2 separate regions of the Mus musculus genome follow, and region 1 is linked to region 2. The links are chromatin loops, found by intact Hi-C in ENCODE. Cell type or tissue: heart. All regions are shown on one strand.

Region 1 (8,000 bases), 160 kb after region 2:
AAGACCTAAGAGGAGCTAGGGTGAGCTCTGAGAGGGGGTATGAGAGGCTAGACTCCCTGGAAGACAAACATAAGTGGCCATAGTTAGTTAATAAAGATGAAGAATTTTCAAACAAATAACAAAAAACCAAAACCCAGAGAGACAAAGGAAATGATCTCTGATGACAAAGACCTGTTGGAATCTGGATTTATCTTATATTTTGCTTGAATAAAATGCCTGATCACTGGTTAAGAGCACTGGCTGTTCTTCCAGAGAGCCAGAGTTCAATTCCCAGTAACCACACAACCTTCTATAATGGAGATGGAGTCTGATGTCCTCTTCTGTCATCTAGACATATAGGAAGACAGAATATTCATACACATAAATAAATAAATAAACCTTTAAAAAGTACATAGTTGAACAGACACTATTCTTTCTAGAGACAAGAAAAATCAGTCTTTTCCTGGTTTATCCAATGGGAAATTATAAGTTCCAGGCAGTTCTTTTTTTTTTTTTTTTGGTTTTTCAAGACAGGGTTTCTCTGTGTAGCCCTGGCTGTCCTGGAACTCACTTTGTAGACCAGGCTAGCCTCGAACTCAGAAATCCAACTGTCTCTGCCTCCCAAGTGCTGGGATTAAAGGCGTGTGCCACCAGCACCCAGCCAGGCAGTTCTTGAAGGGATTGGATACACATGATTGCTTTCAAGTCCAGGTACCTTTCCAAATTCATTAAGTACTTGAACTGATGTTGGTATCCCAGAGAAGCTAGTGTTTCTCTGCTTGGCATTCCATTATTCATCTGAGATAAACAAAGCTAGACATGAATGTGGGGTTTAAGGTATATTTTCAGCTCCCCAAAATGAACTAAAGAGAACAGCATGGGTGAGACAGAGCAGTTTATAGTGGGAACATCCTAGAGCAAGGGATTTCCACAGAGGCAACCCTCTTGACCCAAAGAGATGGCTCAGCAGGTGAAATGTTTGCACACACACACACACACACACACACACACACACACACACACACACACACGAGAGAGAGAGAGAGAGAGAGAGAGAGAGGGGGGGGGGAGGGGGAGACAGAGAAAAGCTCAGTATCTGGTTGATACTTCCTTTGCAGCTGTTGTATTTTTCATGTAGGATGCAAGATGAATGCTGTCTCCCAGAACAGTACCTTAGGCTTTGTATCTACAAAAGTATTTTTTAGAGAATTGAATGAAAAAGCTCGAGAAATGTTTAGAGTACTAAACTAGTTTATGCTTAAAAACGCGAACTATTATTATACTGCCATCATTGTCATTAGTGTTGCCTGGCTCCATCATTCCGTCATTCTTTGTGTGCAAGCAGTACCTCTTCCATGGCAGGTCCAGGCCAGCGACTGGGGTGGAGGCATGGTGACAGCATGGCCTGTGTAACGGGAGTGTTTCTGTCCAGGTCCGGGATAAAAACAATGCTAGCTCTACAGAGGACATGAACATCCTCTTTAGTTTTTTAAATCAAAGATTAAAAAAACATCATTTATGTGAATCTGTGTGTATAAATGCTTGGGTGTATATCTGTGGAGGTCAGGAGAGGGCACAGATCTCCTGGAGCTGGAGGTACAGGCAGTTGTGAGCTACGCTGCATGGGGTTGAGACCTAGCCAGAAACTCAACTGTGCTCCATCCCTGGAGCATGCACTATGGACGGAGAGAACTGACTCCCGTGAGTTGTTCTCTGTCAGCGTATGTGCTGTGGAAAGCTCTGTCTTTTTCTCCCTCCTTCCTTCCTGCCCCCTACCATAAAAGTGAAAATATGTAATAAGTTTCATTTCAAACTACCTCATGTTTCATCTTCTAATTGCCCTTTCTAGACAAATAAATTAAATTAAATAAGATTAAGAAAGAGTTAACATGCTTCCCTTAGGCCTGTACTTCAAGAGGCCTTTCTGTTGGATCACAATATATACGAGCAAATAATGACCTCGGGTGTTCATTTAACTCCTGTGCCAGTAATAGTGCACAAAGAGAACCGTCGAGTGTCTGAGAAAATCTCTACAAGCCTAGAACTATATAAGGATGAAGAAATTGGCTTATGAATATGGATAGAGACCTTGGGCTTCAGCTCTGTTTCCAAATGACCAATTTGCAGCACCTCTTTCCTCTCCTAGAAAGACTAAGAAAGCAATGCATGTTAAACAAGTTTGTCTAGGATTCAAGGCCAAAGTTCTATCTGCAGGGAATGTAGATAATGCTGTTAGCAGAATTCAGTGGTAGAAGGGTCATTGAGAAGGCTCTATGGGTAAAGCACCTGAAAGCAAAGGCCTGACAACCTGAGTTTAATTCCTGCATGCAGGTGTGAATCCAGATGCAGTAGGTGTGTGCATCTGTGATCTCAGACTTCCTATAGGGAGTTTCTTAGTTAGAGTTTCCATTGCAGGGAAAGAGATACCATGACCAAGGACAACATTTAATTGGAACTGGCTTACAGGTTCAGAGGTTCAGGCATCAAGGCAGGAAGCATGGCGGTGTCTAGGGAGTCATGATGTGAGAGGAGCCAAGAGTTCTACATTTTGATTGGAAGGCAGCCAGGAGAAGAAGGGCTCCCATGTGGCTAGGAGGAGGGTTTCTAAGTCCACCCCCACAGTGACACACTTCCTCTAAGGTCACACCTACTCCAACAAGGCCATACCTCCTAATAGTACCACTCCCTGGGCTCAAACCATCACAGGGAGACAGATGGGACAACCAGTGGAAGCCTGTGTGCAAGTTAGTCTGTTGGGAAGTAGGAGAGGCAACAGGACAGATTCTGTCTCAATAGGCAGGAGGTGAAGACCAGCTCTTGAACTGATCCTTTGACTTTGATGTGAACATCATCAGCTTTGCATAATTGCATTCTCTCTCTCCCTTCCACTCTCATCTCTGCCTCTCACACAGAGAAATAAGAATTTTAAAAATCTACTGGGAAAAAAAGAATTTCTTAGTAAAAAGAAATATAGGGTACAGGAGCAAGTAGTCAGGGGAATACACGAACTTCCTCCCTTTCTTCCCTCTCTCCCTCTTTCTTTTTATTGATTCTCTGTGAATTTCACATCATGAAGCCCAATCCTATGCATCTCCCATTTCCTCATATCTGCCCTCTGCCCCAAAATAACAAAAACAACAAAAGCCATCTCGTCATGGAAGCTGCAGTGTGCCACAAGTGCGTCCCACAGTACACACTTTGCCCAAACAGCTTTACTGACAAATGTTCGTTGCAATGAGTCTTTGGTTTGAAGCCTCTGGGTTCTGCTACACTATCAATACTTCATTCTCACTGAGCTCTTTTGTCTCTATCCGAGTCCATAAGTCAATTTCTTCATCCCATTTTTCCCGTGTCATGGGGATCCTGCAGCTTTGGATTTGCAGGACCAGCCCCTTCACCTGCTTCAGTAGTTCATAGTTGGGGTGGTACACCTCAGAGCCCTGGATCTGGGCCTGGGTGGAAGCTGAGTTGGTCTGCTTGCCAAGTCTCTCACTTTGCCCAGGCAAGGGCAAAGTGGGTGTGTGCATCTCAGGAGAGGCCAGCTGTCCTGAGTATGGTGGCCATCAATGGGCAGGGCCACCTCAGCACAGGGCTCAGGCAGCATCCCAGACCAGGGACATCCACATGGCCTCTGGTGGTAACATGGGTCTTGGATATCACCACAGACCCTGTTTGTGATAGAGCTATGGACATGGCCCTCAGTGGCAGCCCAGGCCAGGATGTTATCATGGCTTCAGGAGGCAGTACAGGCTACCCAGACCAGTCTGTGTTATCGTGTGTCCCCACTCCATCCCTGTAGAGTCAGCATGGCCTCCAGGGAGCAACCTGGTCTCTGGCAGCAGCCCAGACCACTGATATCCAGATGGCCTTTGATGGCAACCTGGGCCACAGACATCAGCACAGACCCCAGCTGTAGTATGGCCATGGACCCAGACATGGCCCTTCGTGGCTGCCCAGCCTGGACATCTCCACAGCCTCAGGTGGTTGCGTTCCATTAGCCACATCACCATGAGACAGCTAATAGGAAAATCAAAATGTCAGATCTGTTTTTGCTTTTTTAATCCCTACCTTCTGGCTCTCACATACTCCATCTCAGGACTTCAACCATTCACACAGCTAACCTGACCACAGACACCCATGGATCATCCTTCATTTCTTCTCTCCATCCTATATCTTATGACCAATTGATTAGAAAAGAATTAAAAAATATCTTCATTACTGCTGGCTTATTACCACTGTTTTTATTAATTACATTCTAACCCTGGACTCACTGATTCTAGAGAGCTTTTATTGGGCCCTGCTTAGACTCATACTCCTTTCTCTCTTCTGTAACACATGGGGGGGGGGGCAGCTCTGAAAGGCCCCAGCTTGCTCCTGTGTCTGGTCCTTCCATGTCACCTCCTCTATTCTCTCACCACCACTAAGCTGGCTGGCTATCTTTCATTCAGATCTCTGTTCAATCTGTATGTCTACCCCTCTAGACTAAAAAAAAAAAGAATGTTCTGTGTTTTTATTTGACCCAAATCTATAACTTTTACTAGGTCTCAAAGGCATTAGTCTACTATGTTGTCTTAGAGACACCTGTTAATTACTTTTTCTAAAATATAGATTTCAGTACAATGGGACTACTACTGTACATTCTTCTGAAAACTTAAATTCACATAAGCTTCAGGGAATCAAAAAGTTGTAGGATTTGGATCCACCTGCCACAAATCAAATGGATTCCAGGTAAATATATCTGCCTGTTCTTAAAAATGGGATTTTTTTCCCCCCCTTGGTCTTGGGATGCCTTACTTTCCTCAATTGCTAGACAATTTTAACTTCTGTTCCTAGTCTATATTTGACTTAGCAGATTTTCACCTGGCTGACAGACTCCATCTAGGGATCACCTTTGGAACTGCTGAAATGCTCCATTGCCCAGCATTTTCAGCCTGTCTGGTCCCCTATGACAATATCCTAATACTGTCTGCCTAACAGGCTGAAATGCTAAGTCAAAAAGGAAACCTAGACCCATGCTGAAAAGGAATCTATTTTGTGATCTTGACAACCCCAATGGCTATGAAAGTAGATGGGATCCAATCCTGGATTCATCACTCTCATCTGAAGCACCCCCACAAGCCCCAAACATCAGGATCTGGACCATCAACGGGTCATCACACAACATCTGCAGGACCAGAGGCTGGAGACTAGTTTTCTCTTTTGTGTTGCCCCAGGCTGCTGAGGAACATGCTCCAGTACAACACATATGAACTTTGATTAGAACTACAGATGGGAGCCTAATTATCAGTGTTTCTGCCTATGGTCCCCCCACTCTCACCTTTGGCTTATGTAAATTGTTTGGGCCAATATGGAATAGGCACCCAAAGACTGTAAACATGTATGTTCCCTCATTCTCTAGGTCTTTTGAATATGGGATCCAGAGTATGGAAAACAGTTTGGTTGCCCTTCAGGTATATGCTTGTCACTCAGATGAAGACTGAGTATGGAAAACAGTGTGGCAACCCTTCCTTGTCCCTCAGATGAAGACCCCAACTGTAGGGGACAAGATGTGCACTTTTGTGCTTCACAGGGCTGTGAAACTTTAGCTCCCTGGGCCACTGATAAGGATAATCATATTCAGTTACAGAGGATGGAGAGTCAGTCTAAAAAAAAAAAAACCCTAAATAACCCAACCCCATTCAAACTAAGATAAAAAATGGTGTAACTAATGTACATGAAAGACTTGGAGACTCTGTCTTTGTGCATCTGGTAGTGTGATCCTGGGATGATGGTCCAGGCCACCAATAACAGAGCCTTAGACATCACTGGTTCCAACAAAGTGTGAAACCATCTCTCTGACTCAGGAAAGACAGCCCCTAGGCAAGAGCAAACCACCCGGCAATCTTTCTGCTATTGCCTGGCCAATAGGCCTCTCTCCAACCTTGGCCACTTTTCCCTCTACCCCATGAGTTCTCCCTTTCCCCTTAGGAACAGAGGAAACTGGGGTACCTAGACTCTTTAGGTCATTATTGTACTTGTACATCTCTCTAAGTATGCTATTATTACGGTGAGGGTGGCTGGGAACACCTAGGACTTCTACACTGATACCACATGACCAGGGCAGCTCCAGTACTAGTTTCTTCCCTAATACACACGGGCACAGCAGGGTCTTCCAATATGGGAGCAGCAGCATTTATTAAGGAAGATCAAATTTTTAAATACTTAAGTTTACAAATTGATCAAGACTCCTGGACCCTGACAGACAAGGTCTTACTATGTAGCTTTCATTGCCTAGAACTTCCTATGTAGACCAGGCTAGCCTCAAATTCACAAAGACACACACCTGCCTCTGCCTCCAAAGTGCTGGATTAAAGCACCTGGTCCTGTCATACATAATTTTATAAACCCTTCTGAAAGAATATGTAAGTTTTGCCTTTGCTTCAACTATCTATCTATCTATCTATCTATCTATCTATCTATCTATCTATCCATCCATCTATCTATCTAACTATCTATGGGTTATCTATGAGTTTTTTCTTTTTTTTGGTTTTTCGAGGCAGGGTTTCTCTGTGTAGCCCTGGCTGTCCTGGAACTCACTTTGTAGACCAGGCTGGCCTCGAACTCAGAGATCCACCTGCCTCTGCCTCCCAAATGCTGGGATTAAAGGTGTGTGTCACCACGCCCAGCTTCAGCAAGAACTCTTAAATGTCAAAAGGCATCTCTCTAGCCCTTACTTTGAATTTTTATGTCAGTTTTTTTGGGAGACTAATAACCCTTGAATAAAATGAATATGCAATCTAGTAAGATTATGGTAACATAAAAAGCAGAGATCCTGTAAAATCTTAAACAAATAGCTTTATTATTTATGGGGATGTTATTAATAATAAGTTTCTTATATACTTGTACAAAATTTATTGGAACTTCAGAAAACAAAGATTCACTATCATCCCTAATACATAATTTGAATAATAAAATAGTCTCTTATTTTTAAATAGAGAAAATTTATATCCAGTAGCATGCTTATTGAAAACAATGAAATATTTCATTCATTAAAAATGTATCAAGAAAATACATAATAAAGTATAATTTGTAGCATAAATATAAGCTAGTAAATTCATTTTCATTAAGTACATTATGATTTACTTTTATAAACATAAAAGTCTAGTATTTTAAATCATTAATAAATGCAGAATTACAGAACTTATTTACAGGAATTCTCAAAAATAATGATTCCACTAAGTAGTGACTATCACAGCTCATCAGTATTTTCTTTGCACTGTGGATCCAACATCAGGAGACAGACTTGCCCTTGGCTGGCTGCTCTGTAAGAGAGTTCAGAGGGTTCTCTTAACTGTCACATCTGCAGATGTTCACAGGTCATTCTCTTTTCAGATCATGACTTTTAAGAAGACTAAAACTCAAATCAAAATAGTACATGCATCAATTTCAACGATGCTGTATCCTGCTCTTTGTAGGGCATCCTATGGACAGTAATAATTCACACTTTTCATATTTTACTATTGGTAATATGTGCTTTGGAGGAATTTCCTTTGACTGTGTGAGTGCTGTGGTTCTGAGTGGGCAGATGTGCTCGTCTGCATGTGCACGTGCAGGCTCCAACTTAATTATTATTCTTCTTTTGAGACAGGGTCTTTTCACTGAAACCGAAGATCACCATTTTGGCTGACTGGCCAGTGGAGCCCTGAGGTCTGACTGTTTCTGAGCCTAAGGGATGATCCAGAGACCTTTTTTATGTGGGTGCGAGGGATCTGAACTCAGGTCCTCATGCTGCACAGCAGGACTTCACCACTGAGCCACCTCTCCAGATCCTTAGGAGTAGCTTTCTGAAGCCAGGTGTGCTGTGCACCCTATAATCTCAGCTCTTGCGAAGTGAGAGGCAGGAGGACCAAGTGTTCATGACTAGCGATATGATGTCCTGTCTCAAAAAACACAATACAATGCAGAGGAATGCTTTTGTCATCTGTTCTTTCCTTCCTTGTTTGTTTATTTACAGAAACACTCGAAAGTCATATAAGATTCTG
Region 2 (8,000 bases):
CCTCGAACTCAGAAATCTGCCTGCCTCTGCCTCCGGAGTGCTGGGAATAAAGGCATGCACCACCACGCCCGGCTGTATGTATGCAATCTTTTTTTTTTTTTTTTTTTTTTTTTTGGTTTTTTCGAGACAGGCTTTCTCTGTGTAGTCTTGGCTGTCCTGGAACTCAGAAATCCGCCTGTCTCTGCTTCCCAAGTGCTGGGATTAAAGGCGTGCGCCACCACCGCCTGGCGTATGTATGCAATCTTAACAACAATTGTTTGTCTCCCCAATTTATGTGTTTTGTTGATTCTGAATGGCATTCTGAAGTTCATATGTGATACTCAATCTCCATATGTTGAAACTGTGGGAGACAATGCTATGGTTTGAATCTGAAATGTCCCCCAAGGGATCTCACATGCTGGAATCTTGGTGCGTGATCCTGCAGTGCTCAGGGAGGTGATTTGGTTATGAGGACTCTAACTTCATCAATGGATGAATTCACTGTTAAGCTGATTAATTTGTGTCCTAATTAGAAAATAATGGAGACTTTGGAAGGTCACTGGGGCACGTACACCTTCTCAAATAACATAACCATATCTTCACAGAAAGATTTATTTAAAAGGAAATTGTGAGGTATCCATGAGCAAAACAGAGGGCTGACCTTACCCAGGGGGTGAGGAAGTGTGAACTTGCTTAGTTTGTAGACTTTCATGGTGAGAATCTAGAGGGACCGCTGGCCTTTCCTGTCTATCAAGTCTCTATCAAGACTAGCCAAGTGATTTCCAAAAGTGTGAGACAGTAGCCAACTTCTTGGTTTTCAGATGTTTGGTTCTGATCTTGCCTTTGACAACTTGGCTAAAGTTAAATTTGATTTTTGGCAACTACCCCACTGTCTTAGTTAGGGTTTTACTGCTGTGAACAGACATCGTGACCAAGGCAAGTCTTATAAAAAACAACATTTAATTGGGGTTGGCTTACAGATTCAGAGGTTCAGTCCATTACCATCAAGGTGGGAGCTTGGCAGTAACCAGGTAGGCATGGCTCAGGCAGAGCTGAGAGTTCTACATCTTCATCCAAAGACTGCTAGTGGAAGACTGACTTCCAGGCACCTAGGGTGAGGATCTTATGCCCACACCCACAGTGACACACCTACTCCAACCAGGTCACACCTATTCCAACAAGGCCACACCTCCAAATGGTGCCACTCCCTGGCCCAAGAATATACAAACCACACCCACTCTCTCTTTGAAAAAAATTCATTTCAATGCCTGGGACATCGGCTCCATAGTCAGTTAGTGTAAATGAGCTAAAAAATTGTATCACTTGTGTGTAAATTAGAGAAATTATTTTTTCTCATTCACTCTACAACAAAAGGTGCTAAAAACCCAACAAAGAGAACCAAGAAGATGGCTTAACCAGGAAAACATCATAATAGCATGAGCACATGAGTAAACAGTCAGGTTTAATGGTGTGTATCTGAAACTTCAGTGCTGGGGAGTGGGGACAGAGGCAGATCCCAGAGCTCTTTGGCCAGCTGGCCTTGCCAAATCTGAGCTTCAGGTTCCATGTACACATCTGCACTCACTGACCAATGGATTTAAATGGGAACAAAAGTATTAATTATTAGCTAATCCTGAAAACGGCTGTTTCAAAAGCAGCATGTGAGGGTGTATGGTGCATCATTGAAGTAAGAGCATCTCAACTCACCTATCATCTAACAGAATGCCCAGGAGAGGCCTAACTATGCTAGCTTGCTTAGGGCTTCTAATCCAAGCCAGCCTGCTAGTCCAGGCCTGTGGCAGCTTCCTACTGCAAAGTCTGATAACACTTCCCATGGCCTCCTAGCTTTCTGAGCCTAGGAACACGACAAGCTGAAGAGAGTGGGGGAAAAAAAGTCTACAAATGGGGTAGTTCAAGGAAGAAAGTATAAAGATTTTTGTTTATGCTAAGAACTAAGGTTTACTTTTGGATTTAACATCTTAAGGTTATAGAGGAGCCATTAAAGCCAAACTCAGTCCTCAATATAGGGGAGAACTGACCATCTCATTAGTATCTGAGAATTTAGAATTATATAGTCTTACCTCAAATTTTTCCATTTGCTTTTTGAGATGCCAGAGGAAGTCATGTGACTCTTAGGTAGTATGCTAATGACTGTTTTATTTAGTACGGGGTGGGGGCTGTGGGGGTGGGGGGAGGATATCACATTACTTTAAAAATGCCAGATTCCGGGCTATGTTTTTGTGGTTTTATAAAGTAGGTAGTAGTCTTAGTAGCTGGATCAGGCCTTGCATATCCATATGACATCTAAGCAGGGAGATCTCAAAAACCTTCCTTAAAATCAGACCCTCTAAGACCCTCAGAGACCTCTTTCTGCTTCAGAATAACAATCCACAGTAAACGGTATTTACCATGCTTGTTTGCAAGGAGACCCAAACACACACACACACACACACACACACACACACACACACACACACACGCGCGCGCGCGCGCGCGCGCGCGCGATTCAGGCAAGTGGGTGGTTCCTGTTTGCATTCCCAGCATTTGAATTGGGATTGTCATGACTCTGATACAATGTGAATTGTCTTAATGAAATGAAACAAGATAAAGCTCTATGGCCCACATGCTATTATTTAGGTAGGTCTTTGTTCACAATCAGGCCTTTTCCAACTTCATTGTCTTCTTGATTCTTCATGGAAGGGCTTCTGTGTCAATTTGAGAACGGATTAGGCACAGGTTGGGGCGCGGCCAGAGTTCCCGCACCCTCCCATCAGTCCTGCCAGTTGCTTCCTCTAGGTGTACTTGTCTGACTCCTTACTGGACAGTAAGCCTGTGTAGTTTTCTGGCTGTTCGATCCGCAATTTTGGAAACAAGTGGATCCTTTGAGCCAATTGTTGATTCTGGAAGTATGTGGAAAAAAATAAACTAGCACTAATAAGTACCTGGCAGGGCTATGCATAAAGACAAACTAGATTATTTTTTCAGTCATCAAACAGCTGCACAAGGTAAGGATCAAATTAACCTCATTCTATGCGCAAGGGACACAAAAGCGGAATTACAGAAGTCTCAGGTCATTACTATGCCCTTCCCATAGCCAGGAGGAGCTCTACCGAGCTGGCCAGACGACTGGGCTGCTGAGGCCCTGCGCATGCGTAGTGCACAGGATTCCCCACCCCCCCTTCCCCCGGCACTTCAGGATGCCCCGCCCATACAGAACAGGGCCGCAGAGCAGAGCCTCCCGCAGGAAGGATTGACACAGAAGTCTTGCCCAGGCATACGGGAAATGCTATGAGAAACCAGGAAACTAGTCACAGTAGCCAGGAGGCATGGCAAAAAGTCACCCATAAATCTGAGCATGACTGTTTCCTCTCTATAGATGCCAAGCTGACAGACCTAGGTGCTGGAAGTGACTTCTCACTTATGGCAGAGGATGACTGTAAAACTCTAACCTTCCAGGGCAAGTTTTTTTTTTTTTTTTTTTTCCCTAGAATATTCACATGAGGTTTATTGAGAGAAAGAAGGGCAAGGTGGCAGTAGAAAGAGAGGAGGGGGGAGAGAGATCAAGGGAACATTTCTTTATAAATGGATGGTGAAATAGTCACAGGTAAAGGTGGGAGGTGAGGCAAGTGAATTCTGGGAATATGGTGGCTGTTGCCTTGACAACAGGTGTGTGGGTTGCGCCTATGCGATGTCACGGGTTTCGGAGGTCCTTAGAACAACATACCTCCTTTTTATTATTATAAAGAGAAGGCCGGGCAGGAAAAACCAAAAAGAAAAAAAAGATAAAGAGAAGAAAAGAAAGGGGGGGGGATGAGGGCGTCGCGTCTCTTAAGCTGCTTCCTGATGTCTAGGGGCGTCGTCAATTTTGGGGTGTAGCTGACTTTCACCATCGGGATCCACTTGGTAAACATTCACATCAGGTTCCTCTGTGGACAGAGTATCTTCTGTAGGCAGCAGCTGGTAATCCTGTAATAAGAGCTGATTAATAGTTTGATTAGAATTTTTTTGTATTTGTTGTTGGAGGAATGTAGAAACAAGATTAATGAGGCAGGGAGTGGATAAAAACACCAGGAGGATGACTAGAAAAGGCATTACAAAAGGAAGGATCCACTCCCATAGACGGTTTTTTAAAATCCCAGAACTGGAGGTCTCAGGTTGCCTTAAGTTTTTTGTTTTTGTTTTTTGATTTTTTTTTTTTTGAGATTTATTTATTTAGTTTATGTGAGTACACCGTAGCTGTTTTCAGACACACCACAAGAGGGCATCTGATCCCATTACAGATGGTTGTGAGCCACCATGTGGTTGCTGGGAATTGAACTCAGGACCTCTGGAAGAGCAGTCAGTGCTCTTAACTTCTGAGCCATCTCTCCAGCCCTCCCTGAAGTTCTTTATCTCTGTCTCCTGGATTTTCTCACTGTCTCGGATTGGTTGATATAGAAACAGCATTCTTCAAGGAGGAACAGGCAAAGTCCATCTTCTTTAGCTATCAGGACCTCTAGCCCCCATTGGTTCTGAAGCACCATGGCTGCTAAAGAATCCATCTGTTTCTGGATAGTGAGCACAGTTGCAGTCATTTCTTTAAGATTGTTTTCAAACTGGGAAGTGAATGTATTACATTGGGTCATCGAAGTCGTTATCCCTGCAGTTCCAGTACCAAAACCTATGGCTATTCCCATAGCGACCAAGAGTGGCACGACCTGAACTGCCCTCTTATGCTGGGCAGCTATCAGATCTACAGCTGGGATTGGCAGAGGTTCGTTTCCCTGGATTACTCCTAGTTCAGGGAAAAGGAGTACCAACGTGCAAACTCCTGACCAGCTGGAGGGTAGGCATTCTATGAGGGTGTGGTAAGGTATGGGGGAAGGGGACGTCTCAGTGGGCCCATGCTGAGGCATCCCTGCCCTGAGCGACCATGTACACGATGGTACAGTATAGAGTTTATTTAGGGCATGGGGAGGGGAGTTAGGAGAGTAGTAGAGGCAGAGAAAGGCAGAGAGAGGGAGTAGAGAAGTAGAGGCCAGCTATGACCACGTGGAAAGAGGGGAGAAGTGAATGGGGACAGAGGGGGACCAAGAGAGCAAGAGGCAAGAGAAACGCAAGAGTAAGAGAGAGACGAGGGGACAAGAAGCCCCTTTTATAGTGGGCCAGGCCTACCTGGCTCTTGCCAGGTTACTGTAGGGGTGGAGTCCAGACAGAATACCAACAGCAATTCCATGGGATTTGACCCCCGCAGGCACCTGGCATACATGTGGTATACTCTTATACACAGGTGAAACTTTTTGATTATGAATGAAAGCATTATATTAACATATATTAGCAATGGGCCTCTTGGGCTCTTGATTTTAGTTGAGCCTAACTGACCTTAAAATAGATTGTATCAGGAGAAATGCAACACTCCCTCACATAGAGCTCACTTATCTCTTGTCTACGCTAGACGGAGGCTTCTTGAACTTTCCTGCCTCCGACCCCACATGACTGTGAGATTGTACCAAACCCAGGCATATGGTATATAGACTAAGTATGCAAACCAAACATTTGCCATAATAAATCATAAAGATATTTACTTCCAGCAATGCTGTGGTGTACATAGACTTTTGCTGCTAATTAAAGATGAAACAAGTAAGCATCCTTATAATGTGTTCGCTTATTTTTTCATGAAGAATTGAATCCAAGCTGAGTATTTCCTACTCTACCTATAGAACACAATCAACATTTCTCTTAAGTTGACCCATATTTTAATTTTGTAGTTGTTAATCCTGAGAATGCTATTTTGCATCAATACATAGTACAAAATGATAACAGTAAGTTTGGGTCTATTTCAGAAATTGTTGGAAAATATGTCCTAGTCTCAAACAACAACTTATTGAATAGTTTTAAGAAACTCAAGTCAGCAGCTCAAAAAGAAGCTTTTAAGATCAAATATTCAAACACTACAAAAGCTAAAGACATATTAATAAGATGATTACATTCTGAGAAATGATGGTAGAAAAATATCCAAAGCCTTTACATTCTGTAAGAAACTATAATGCTTCTAATAAAGCAGATAACTTTGTATGCACAGTAGAAATACTGCAATTCAACTCATAGCCTGTGGTCATTGCCAGTCTCAGTCTTCGTGCTTCAAGCCAATCACTGGCATTGAGGGGTGTGACTGCCTTGCACAGTGCAAAGTGTGCAGCTTGCACACTTGTGCAAACACTACCACAGATGCTACACAGGTGAACTCTGTCAGAAACACCTTGGGTTCCTTATATGGCTCATCTTGAATCTTTGGACAAAGAGTGTTCAGACACCTTTCATTGCTGGAGACTTTTGGGTGCCCCTCACATTCAGTTACGCAGTGAGCCGGCGTGTTAAGGAGCTGCATTTCTTTGACGATCTGTTTCCTGGGTGGAGACAGTCACTTCCTGAGTCAGCCAGGTGTGTGAAGAAGCTTTGGGGTGCAGTAGCTGATAGCAAGGAAACCCTCTTCCCTTATGGGGGTCATCTCATCTTGTGGACCACAGAGAATAACTCTAGAATGCACCAGAGAAGTCTCAGCTTGAGAACAAGGAGGTTGCACTTTCTTTGTCTGGTTTCCAGCTAGAGCATCTTACTTCTACCATGCCTTCCCTCACTTCTTCCACATATATGTAAATATAACTGATTCAGAAAATAATCTGGTTTAAGTGTTTAGATTCAATACAGAGATCTGTATTAATCATATGTCTATAATCTTACTAGGGGGAGATTGAAGAGGGTATGAAACTGCACCTCAACCTGGGCTATCAAGCAGGGCCCTATGTCAACAAGAAACAAAAACAGGAGGAAGAGGGAGCTGAAGAAGAGGCTCAAGGTTAAGAGACCTTGGTGTTCCTGCAGAGCACCGTGGTTCAGTTCACAGCACTCAAACCATGGATCATAATTGTCTGGAACTCCAGTTTCAGAGGTTCCAACGGCCACTTCTGTCCTCCTTGGGAACCAGGCAGGGACTTGGTACACAGGTATATTATGCAGGCAACTCTCTCTGTCATTGTCGCTGTCTCTGTTTCTCTATCTTTCTCCCCAGAGACAGAAAGAGATTGATTGATTTTCTCTTTATCTTTGCGTGTTTTCTAAATCCTGAAAGTATAGGAACTGGGAACAGTTTTAACAGTCAAACTGCTGTATGATTCGTCCTTTAAAAGAAAAAAGGGGCTGGAGAGATGGCTCAGCAGTTAAGAGCACTGACTGCTCTTCTGAAGGTCCTGAGTTCAAATCTCAGCAACCACATGGTGGCTCACAACCATTCATAATGAGATCTGATGGCCTCTTCTGGTGTGTCTAAAGACAGCTACAGCAGGGTGTGGTGGCACATGCCTTTAATCCCAGCACTTGGGAGGCAGAGACAGGCAGATTTCTGAGTTCGAGGCCAGCCTGGTCTACAAAGTGAGTTCCAGGACAGCCAGAGCTATACAGAGAAACCCTGTCTCGAAGAAAAAAACAAAAAAACAAAACAAAACAAAAGACAGCTAAAATGTACTTAGAATAAAGAAATCTTTAGGCCTGGGAATGGAATGAGTGGGATCGACCAGAGCAAACAGAGGTCCAACCCAAAGTTATCAAAAAAGACAAGGAGGGACACTTCATACTCATCAAAGGTAATATCCCCCAAGAGGAACTCTCAATTCTGAATATCTATGCTCCAAATGCAAGGGCAGCCACATTCATTAAAGAAACTTTAGTAAAGCTCAAAGCACACATTGCACCTCACACAATAATAGTGGGAGACTTCAACACCCTACTTTCATCAATGGACAGATCGTGGAAACAGAAACTAAAAAGGGACACAGTGAAACTAACAGAATTTATGAAACAAGTGGATTTAACAGATATCTACAGAACATTTTATCCTAAAACAAAAGGATATATCTTCTTCTCAGCACCTCATGGTACCTTCTCCAAAGCTGACCATATAATTGGTCACAAAACAGGCCTCAGTACATACAAAAATACTGAAATTATCCCATGCATCCTATCAGATCACCATGGACTAAGGCTGA

Evidence for each region. Peaks named below come from ENCODE experiments on the same cell type or tissue, not always from the same donor. Only the 100,000 strongest peaks of a DNase experiment are listed, where the experiment ranks them.
Region 1: a loop joins it to region 2, with 2.7 times the contacts of the local background. A loop is called at or near these places in 7 of 42 quality-filtered maps.

What each region holds. Positions count from the first base shown.
Region 1 is chr9:8,069,667-8,077,666 of GRCm38, forward strand. It overlaps Cep126 (centrosomal protein 126), which reads right to left. Exons shown (of 11, transcript NM_001045524.2): 11 at 6,966-7,280. The coding sequence ends at 7,218. Among named protein-coding and RNA genes, the nearest start is that of Cfap300, 31 kb to the left of the region's middle. In heart, a CTCF peak has its summit at 4,871; no DNase peak of the experiment used is centred here.
Region 2 is chr9:7,911,515-7,919,514 of GRCm38, forward strand. No RefSeq gene overlaps it. Among named protein-coding and RNA genes, the nearest start is that of Birc3, 42 kb to the left of the region's middle. In heart, a CTCF peak has its summit at 3,052; a DNase peak (open chromatin) is centred at 3,207; H3K4me3 peaks cover 1,069 bases; H3K27ac peaks cover 1,092 bases.